Regions from separate parts of the Homo sapiens genome. Here region 1 is linked to region 2. The links are chromatin contacts, found by Hi-C or POLR2A ChIA-PET in ENCODE. All regions are on one chromosome and are shown on one strand. The core of a region is the stretch at or near the end of the contact, and the rest is flanking DNA. Distances in the headings are between cores, read along the strand shown. Region 1 overlaps ASCC1 (activating signal cointegrator 1 complex subunit 1). Region 2 overlaps ASCC1 (activating signal cointegrator 1 complex subunit 1).

What was found. Hi-C counts contacts between places; a loop is a spot of excess contacts on that map. ChIA-PET counts read pairs that join two places held with the same protein, here RNA polymerase II (POLR2A). Pooled maps may share reads with other maps.
Region 1: a map of heart left ventricle shows a loop between it and region 2 (3-fold over the local background). The contact joins two enhancer-like sites. A Hi-C loop is called at or near these places in 9 of 168 maps with a recorded cell type or tissue (Panc1, Right ventricle myocardium superior, head of caudate nucleus and 5 more) and 2 of 50 pooled maps. POLR2A ChIA-PET finds 5 or more read pairs at or near these places in 14 of 52 experiments (A549, CD4-positive, alpha-beta T cell, GM10248 and 10 more).

What each region holds. Positions count from the first base shown.
Region 1 is chr10:72,196,485-72,200,485 of GRCh38, forward strand. ASCC1 (activating signal cointegrator 1 complex subunit 1) reads right to left here. Exons shown (of 10, transcript NM_001198800.3): 5 at 327-505. Among named protein-coding and RNA genes, the nearest start is that of ANAPC16, 18 kb to the right of the region's middle. Within about 2 kb of position 2,002, at least 2 of the 41 ENCODE cell types and tissues checked have a DNase peak (open chromatin) inside an H3K27ac peak, as active enhancers do.
Region 2 is chr10:72,131,150-72,135,570 of GRCh38, forward strand. ASCC1 (activating signal cointegrator 1 complex subunit 1) reads right to left here. Exons shown (of 10, transcript NM_001198800.3): 8 at 1,908-2,032. Among named protein-coding and RNA genes, the nearest start is that of SPOCK2, 45 kb to the left of the region's middle. Within about 2 kb of position 1,457, at least 2 of the 41 ENCODE cell types and tissues checked have a DNase peak (open chromatin) inside an H3K27ac peak, as active enhancers do.

The DNA of each region.
Region 1 (4,001 bases), core at 752-3,251, 66 kb after region 2:
TTGCCCAGGCTGGTCTTGAACGCCTGACCTCAAGTGATCTGCCTACCTCGGCCTCCCAATGTGCTGGGATTACAGGCATGAGCCACTGCGCCTGGCCCGATATGTGTTAAAATTTTTTAAAGACATTTCTGTAATATATAGAAACTTATGAGCTGATATGTCCATACACTTTTTTTTTCAGTTCAATATAAGAAGCCAAAAGAAATAGTTATCTTTTTTGGTGGGGGAAGAAGTTTATAACTCCCTACTGTTTGATTTATGAACCATTTTTGTATTCTTTTTATATTTAACTTTTTTTTTAACCTTCTTGCTTTGTTTGCACTTACCATGGAGCACTTCGCCAGTACTTCCTCCTGGAATCTCAGGAATCCTTCCTGAACCTCAACTTCATTGAGGAAAAAGGCAAGGAAGTGAGTGAAGGGCTGCTTTCTTCGAAAAGTGTCCAAAAGAACATCAATCCGTGTTCGGGCTGAAATTACACCATTTCGATGCTGGCCAGTGATTACTGTAAACAAAGAAGAAAGGGTAAACTGCTCAAGGACCCCCAAATGCTTATAAAACAGGACCTCTTGATACTGTCACCTCTGAGGAGCTAAAGCAGTTCTGAATGCGTATATGAATCTAAACAGGGGACAATAACAAATATAAGAAAACTGCTAATTAATTCAATGTAAGCAGAATGAGGCTTAAAAATAGAATATCCTTGGCCGGGCACGGTGGCTCATTCCTGTAATCCCAGCACTTTGGGAGGCCGAGACAGGTGGATCACGAGGTCAGGAGATCGAGACCATCCTGGCTAACACAGTGAAACCCCACCTCTACTAAAAATACAAAAAATTAGCCAGCCTGGTGGCGGGCGCCTGTAGTCCCAGCTACTCGGAAGGCTAAGGCACGGATGGAGGGAACCCAGGAGGTGGAGCTTGCAGTGAGCCAAGATCGTGCTACTGCACTCCAGCCTGGGCAATAGAGCAAGACTCTATCTCAAAAAAAAAAAAAAAAAAAAAAAAAGAATATCCTTAAGACAGCTTATAAAGTAGAAAAATGAATTCAAGTACTACAAAGCAAACCCTTGCTAGTAGGAATGTAAAATGGTGTAGTCACTATGAAAAAGTTTGGTAATTCCTTAAAAAGTTGAACATAGCTGGGTGCAGTGGCTCACGCCTGTAATCCCAACACTTTGGGAGGCTGAGGTGGGCAGATCACTTGAGGTCAGGAGTTCAAGACCAGCCTGGCCAATATGGCAAAACCCCATCTCTACTAAAAATACAAAAATTAGCTGGGTGTGGTGTCACATGTCTGTAATCCCAGCTACTTGGGAAGCTGAGGCACAACAATGGCTTGAACTAGCAAGCTGGAAGTTCCAGTGAACTGAGATCACGCCACTGCACTCCAGCATGGGCAACAGAGCTAGACCCTGTCTCAAAATAAATAAATAAATAAATAAATAAATAAAGTTGAACATAGACTTACCATATAACCCAGAAATTCTACCCTTAGGGATACCCAAAATAAGTAAAAACCGAGAAAGAAAAAGGGAAGGGAAGGGAAGGGAAGGGGGAGCAGGGAAGGGGAGGGGAGGGGGGAGGGGGAACGAGGAAGGGAAGGGGAGGGGGGAGGGAGAGGGGAGGGGAGGGGGGAGGGAGAGGGGAGGGGAAGGGGGAGGGGACGGAACGGGTGAGGAGGGAGGGGAGGGGAGGGAAGGGAGCAGATGGAAGGGGTGAGGAGGGAGGGGAGGGGAGGGAAGGGAGCAGATGGAAGGGGTGAGGAGGGAGAGGAGGGGAGGGGAGGGAAGGGAGCAGATGGAAGGGGTGAGGAGGGAGGGGAGGGGAGGGGAGGGGAGGGGGAGGGGAGGAGAGGGGAGGGGAGGGGAGGGGAGGGGAGGGGGAGGGGAGGGAAGGGAAGGGAAGGGAAGGGAAGGGAAGGAAGGAAAGAAAAGAAAGAAAGAAGGCAAGGCATGCTCATGCCTGTAATCCCAGCACTCTGGGGCAAAGGCCAAGGCAGGAGGATTGCCTGAGGCCAGGAGTTCCAGACAGCCTAGGCAATTTACTGAAACTCTGTCTCTACAGTGGTTGGAGGTGGAGAAGCTTCTGATGTTCCATTGCCTGAGATTTCAAAACAGACAAGACCAGATCCTTGTCTAGAGGATTAAAAGCTACCAGATCATTTCCTTCTCTGATTTCTCTAATTTAGGAGACACAAAAGAAATGGGTAAATCAGAGCAAATATCACACGAATGCAACTGCAGACTTGACTTCACATCACAATTCAATTTACTCTAACCAATACATTTGGTTTTTCTATATACTTTACTTCTCTACAAGATCAATAAGCCAGTTTATTTATTTTATTTTCAAGAGAGTCTTGCTCTGTCACCCAGGCTGCAGTGCAGTGGTACAATCTCGGCTCACTGCAACCTCCGCCTCCCAGGTTCAAGCGATTCTCCTGCCTCAGCCTCCTGAGTAGCTGGGATTACAGGCACGTGCCACCACACCTGGCTAATTTTTGTATTCTTAGGAGAGACAGGGTTTCATCATGTTGGCCAGGCTGGTCTCAAAATCTTGACCTTGTGATCCACCCAACTTGGCCTCCCAAAATGCTAGGATTACAGGTGTGAGCCACCACACCCAGCTAATTTTGTATGTTTATTTTTATTTTTTGAGATGGAGTCTTGCTCTGTCGCCCAGGCTGGAGTGCAGTGGCACGATCTCGGCTCACTGCAACCTCCATCTCCCAGGTTCAAACAATTCTCCTGCCTCAGCCTCCCAAGTAGCTGGGAATACGGGTGTATGCCATCACACCCAGCTAATTTTTTTTTTTTTTTTTTTTTTTTTGAGACAGAGTCTCACTCTGTTTCCCAGGCTGGAGTGCAGTGGCACGATCTCGGCTCACTGCAACCTCCGCCTCCCGGGTTCAAGCAACTCTCCTGCCTCAGCCTCCTGAGTAGCTGGGATTACAGGTGTGCACCACCATGCCCTGCTAATTTTTGTATTTTCAGCAGAGACAGGGTTTCACCATGTTGGTCAGACTGGTCTCAAACTCCTGACTTTGTGATGTGCCCTCCTCGGCCTCCCAAAGTGCTGGGATTACAGGCGTGAGCCACTGGGCCTGGCCGGCTAATTTTTTGTATTTTTAGCAGAGACGGGATTTCACCGTGTTAGCCAGGATGGTCTCAATCTCCTGACCTCATGATCCGCCCACCCCGGCATGAGCTAACACGCCTGCCTAGTTTTTATTTTCTCTTCTTTGTTTTCTGTTTTTTTGTTTGTTTTGAGACAGTCTCGCTCTGTCACCCAGGAGGGAGTGCACTGGTGCGATTGGCTCACTGTAGCCTCGACTTTCCCAGATAAAAAGATCCTCCCACCTCAGCCTCCCAAGTAGCTGAGACTACAAGCATGTGCCACCACACCCAGCCAATTTTTGTATTTTTTTGTAGAGATGGGGTTTTGCCATGTTGCCCGGGCTGACCTTGAACACCTGGGCTCAAGTGATCCTCCCACCTAGGCCTCCCAAAGTGTTGGGATTACAGGCATGAGCCACCAAGCCCAGCCTGACACACTAGTTTTTCACACTGCAACATTTGTGCTAAGTTAAAATGGAGTCTTTATAGCCTGTCTACCCTTTTCTGGATAAGTTCTGGAATGAATCTAGTATATTAAAATGGCTAGGGTCTCCACATTTACACCACGTTATAATTTTACTGCAATAAAAAATATTATATAACTTACTACACAAATAGAAAAAATGGGGAACATATAACAAGTGTTAATAGCAATTATGTTTGGGGTTCGTATTATAAGAGACTTCCATGTATACCTTATATATAATTTCTGCAAGCTTTCTCTTTTTTGAAAGCATGTATTAATTTTATAATCAGAAAAAATTAGGGCTGGGCGCAGTGGCTCATACCTGTAATACCAGCACTTTGGGAGGCTGAGGCTGGCTGCACCTGAGGTCGGGAGTTGGAGACCAGCCTGATCAACATGGAGAAACCCCATCTCTAC
Region 2 (4,421 bases), core at 207-2,706:
GTGGCTCATGCCTGTAATCCCAGCACTTTGGGAGGCCGAGGCAGGTGGATCACAAGGTCAGGAGTTCAAGATCAGCCTGGCCAAGATGGTGAAACCCTGTCTCTACTAAAAATACGAAAATTAGCTGAGCGCGGTGGCAGGTGCCTGTAATCCCAGCTACTCAGGAGGCTGAGGCAGGAGAATTGCTTCAACCTGGGGGGCGGAGGTTGCAGTGAGCTGAGATGGCGCCACTGCACACTCCGGCCTGGGCGACAGAGCAAGACTCCATTTCAAAAAAATAAAATAAAAATACACACACACACACACACACACACACACACACACACACTCAACTGGAACAAGTTCAAAGTTTTGGATTCTATTACCTACCCAAACAAGAGTATATAGGCTTTAACTGAGTTATTTGAAGCTCTCTTAATCTCAGTGTTCTCAAAAGTAAAATAGAGATTTATTTATAAGTCTTAAATAAAATTCAATATGGCATCACAAAATAGTAGTATTTTAGAACTAATAACTAGATAGCTACAAATTTCTTGGTCCTACCATGACTGTAACTAAACGGGGTTAATTATCAAATGATTGCCAGTTGGGATCTTTGGTACATATCTGAGAGAAATTAAAAGACGTGCCTTAACTAAAAGGGACACACAAATTGTCCTAACTAAAAACCTACAAATAGTCAATGATTCAAGTCCTGATGGAGTTATCTTCTCCTCTAGATAGATTTTTTTTTTTTTTTTTTTTTTGAGAAGGAGTCTTGCTCTGTTGCCAGGCTGGAGTGCGATCTCGGCACACTGTAACCTCCGCCTCCCAGGTTCAAGCGATTGTCTTGCCTCAACCTCCCAAGTAGCTGGGATTACAGGCATGTGCCACCACACCCGGCTAATTTTTGTATTTTTAGTAGAGACGGGGTTTCACCATGTTGGCCAGGCTGGTCTTGAACTCCTAAATGCAAGTGATCCACCCGCCTCAGCCTTCCAAAGTGCTAGGATTACAGGCATGAGCCACCGCACCTGGCCCCCACCTAGATTTTCTAAAACCAAGGTCAGGGCTCAAGAAAGGAAATGAAACCGGAATACGTGACCTTGGTGCTGCTAGTGTATTTTGAACCACGAGTCTTGGAAGGAAGAGCTGCATATGGCTTGAATGTGTGACTCCTGATCCGATGCTGAAGGTACTAGAGAAGCTTTCACTTTGGAGATAGGGACAGGAAGAAAAGAAAACTTCTTTTTGAAATAAACAACTATCCCAAATCAAGGATTAAAACAAGGCATTTTTATAAAAAGGCTCAGAGTCCATGAAGAAAAAAACTATTATTTTAACACAAGGTTTCTCAACCTCTGTGCTACGACATTTTGGGAAGAATAATTCTTTGTCATGGGGGACCGTCCCATGCATTGTAGAGTGTTAGACAGCACCCACTAGGTGCCAGCAGCAACCCATCTCCAGCTCCCTAACTATGATAACCAAAAATGTCTCCAGACAATGCCAAATGTCATCTGGGGGCAAAATAACCCCCAGTTGAGAAACACTGATTTAACATTTACTTTCACTAGCTCACCTTCCTTTCTTTTTTCTCTTTAAAAAAAAAAAAAGCCACCAAGTATTGCATGCGACATACTTATGCCAAAAATTTATTCACTGTTTATATAAAATTTACCAGAGCATCCTGTATTTGTATTTGCTAAATATGGCAATCCTATGTGTGACAGAAATAAAAGATCTGGAAGCCACAGTTCCATGCTATATATGTTCTTGCCCACCTCTACTATGCTCATCAGAATAAGCTAAGAGGTCTAAAAAAGAAGCTATATCAGAGATTCTTTGATAGCTCATTCTACCTAAACCTCAGAGATGCCACAAGGCCGCTGATCACAAACTGTGCTATAGTTCTCTGGGGGACTTACCATTGGGGTCTTTCCTGAATAGTGTATTCATAACTGTAGCATGCAGTTTCACACTATTCCACTCTTTCACTATTAGTCCAGATGCCTGAAAACGTTCCAGCACTCGATCAACTAATTCTTGTAGCCTGGAGAAATTGGAGAAAAGTAATGCAGAAATCTTAGTAAACTTCTGAACATGCGATTACCAATTCAACAATGTTTATGGAGCATGTGCTCTGTGCTAATCACCATACAAAGCCCTGCATCACAGGAGGAAGAATAAGAGACTCATCTCCCACCATCATGGAGCTAAAGATCAGTCTTGTTTGTCTGCTTAACAGATAGTAGAAATAAATGATGGCAATATATTATGGTGAGCGTGAAGGGAGTGATCAACTCTACATGGAGAGGGCCAGGTTTCCACAGGAGGTTTAGACATAGTCTGGAATGATCATTAAAGATTTGCAAATAACACCAGGGAAGGAGGGGCACTTCAAGTAGAAGAAGAAACAGCAAGTGCAAAGATGCCAAGGCATGCAAGATCACAGCATATTCAAAAAACTGTCAATTATTTACAATACAGTTATGACAGAGAGTGACAGAAAAGGGACAATGGAGATGAGCTAAGTCTATAAGCAGTGGTCAGATTAGGGAAGCCACAGAAAGACTTTCAAAAGGGAATTATGTGGTCTGATGTCCATTTTTGAAAGCTGACTCAATAGCAGAGTGGGAAGGGCTTTAGAAGAGGAACAGCTACAGAGGTCAGTCAGCTAGGTGGCTACTTCAACAGTCAACATCACTATGATGTGTCAGGCACAGTTCTAAGCACTTTTTATCTGTTAAATCATTTAATCCTCATAACCAATTATTATCCCTATTTACCAATACAGAAGCCAAGGCACAGAGAAGTTACAAAACTTGACCAACTTCACAAAACTAAGTGGCAAATCCAAAATTAGAAGGGGCCGGGTGCAGTGGCTCATGTCTGTGATCCCAGCACTTTGGAAGGCTGAGGCAGGCTGATCACTTGAGGTCAGGAGTTTGAGACCAGCCTGGCCAACATGGTGAAACCCCATCTCTACTAAAAATACAAAAACTAGCCAGGTGGTAGTGGCGCGTGCATGGTGGCTCACACCTGTCATCCCAGCACTTTGGGAGGCCAAAGAGGGAAGATCACTTGAGGCCAGAAGTTCAAGATCCACTTGAGCAATATAGCAATACCTCGTCTCTACAAGAAAAATTTTTTAAATTAGCTGGGCATGGTGGCATGCACTTGTAGTCCCAGCAACTCGGGAGGCTGAAGCAGGAGGATAGCTTGACCCCAGGAGTTCAAGGCTGCAGTGAGCTGTGATTGTGCCACTGCACTCTAGCCTGGGCAGCAGAGTGAGATCACGTCTCTTAAAAAAAGAAAAACAACAATAACAAAAAACAACCCTCGGTTTCCTATGGTCTTCCAAGTAAGAGTCCAATCCTTCCTGACCCATGTGGCCTTCACAGCTTGGCTTCAGCCTGCCTTTCTGTTTCATTGCTGCCCTTCCCTTTCTATAGATTTTCTCCAGTCCTTGAATGTATTATGTTCTTTGATATTGAATCTCTCAATTACTTAGGACAAACATTGTTTTAGAATCACCTTCACTTCTTTGACTCCCTTATACCAGGGCATCTCACTTCTCACCACTTCCAGTGCCACTGTCCCAGCCACCTGGGAACCAGCAAAGACAACTGATAAGGATGAGGAAATAAGAACAGGAAGACTTCAGAGAGGCTGAAATGAGAATTACAAGGGGGAAAAAAGGAATAACCGTACAGTACAACACTCGAGAAAAGAAAAAAAGCAAAAATATGCCTCCTTGTTTCTCACAATTAGAGTCCTCTATCAGAGCAGTTTTGCTAGCACACTGGGGATAGAAATCTTCTGACGGAGGAGCCAGAGAGGAGGGAAGGCAGGAAGTGCACATAACTCTGTCAAGAAACTTGAAAGGAAGGAGAGAAACGAATACCTGGGGAATCTGAAGATACAGAGTTGAGTGAGGGCTGTGTGTGTTTTCAATGAGGAGAAAAAGTTGCAAACGCTTACTGACAAGAAATTATCCAACAGAGAAAGAAAAGGAAACCAGGCAATAGGGGAAATGGACAGAACAAGACCTCAAAGGATGGTGTGTTCACAGGTGATAGGAACACAGCAGTGAACAAAACAAGCCCCACCCTTGTGCAGCTCACATTCAGGTAGGAGGAATGAACAAACACACACGCACACCTCTGGGTGCCACATGCCTTGAAGGAGATGAAACGGCAGAGAGGGAGTAGAGTGTGAATGGGGGTGGGGGCACTATGTTAAGTAGAGTGATCAGGAAGGGTCTCCCTAATAAAGTGACATTTGACAGAGACCTGAGGGAAAAGCATTCTGGAGAGAGGAAACAGCAAATACGCATTTCTGAGACAGGCATATGCACAGAAGGACTGAGGAATAGAAAGGATGCCAGTGTCTGCAGTGAAACTAGGAAGAGAGAAGTGATGAAGTCGGAGAGGTGTGAC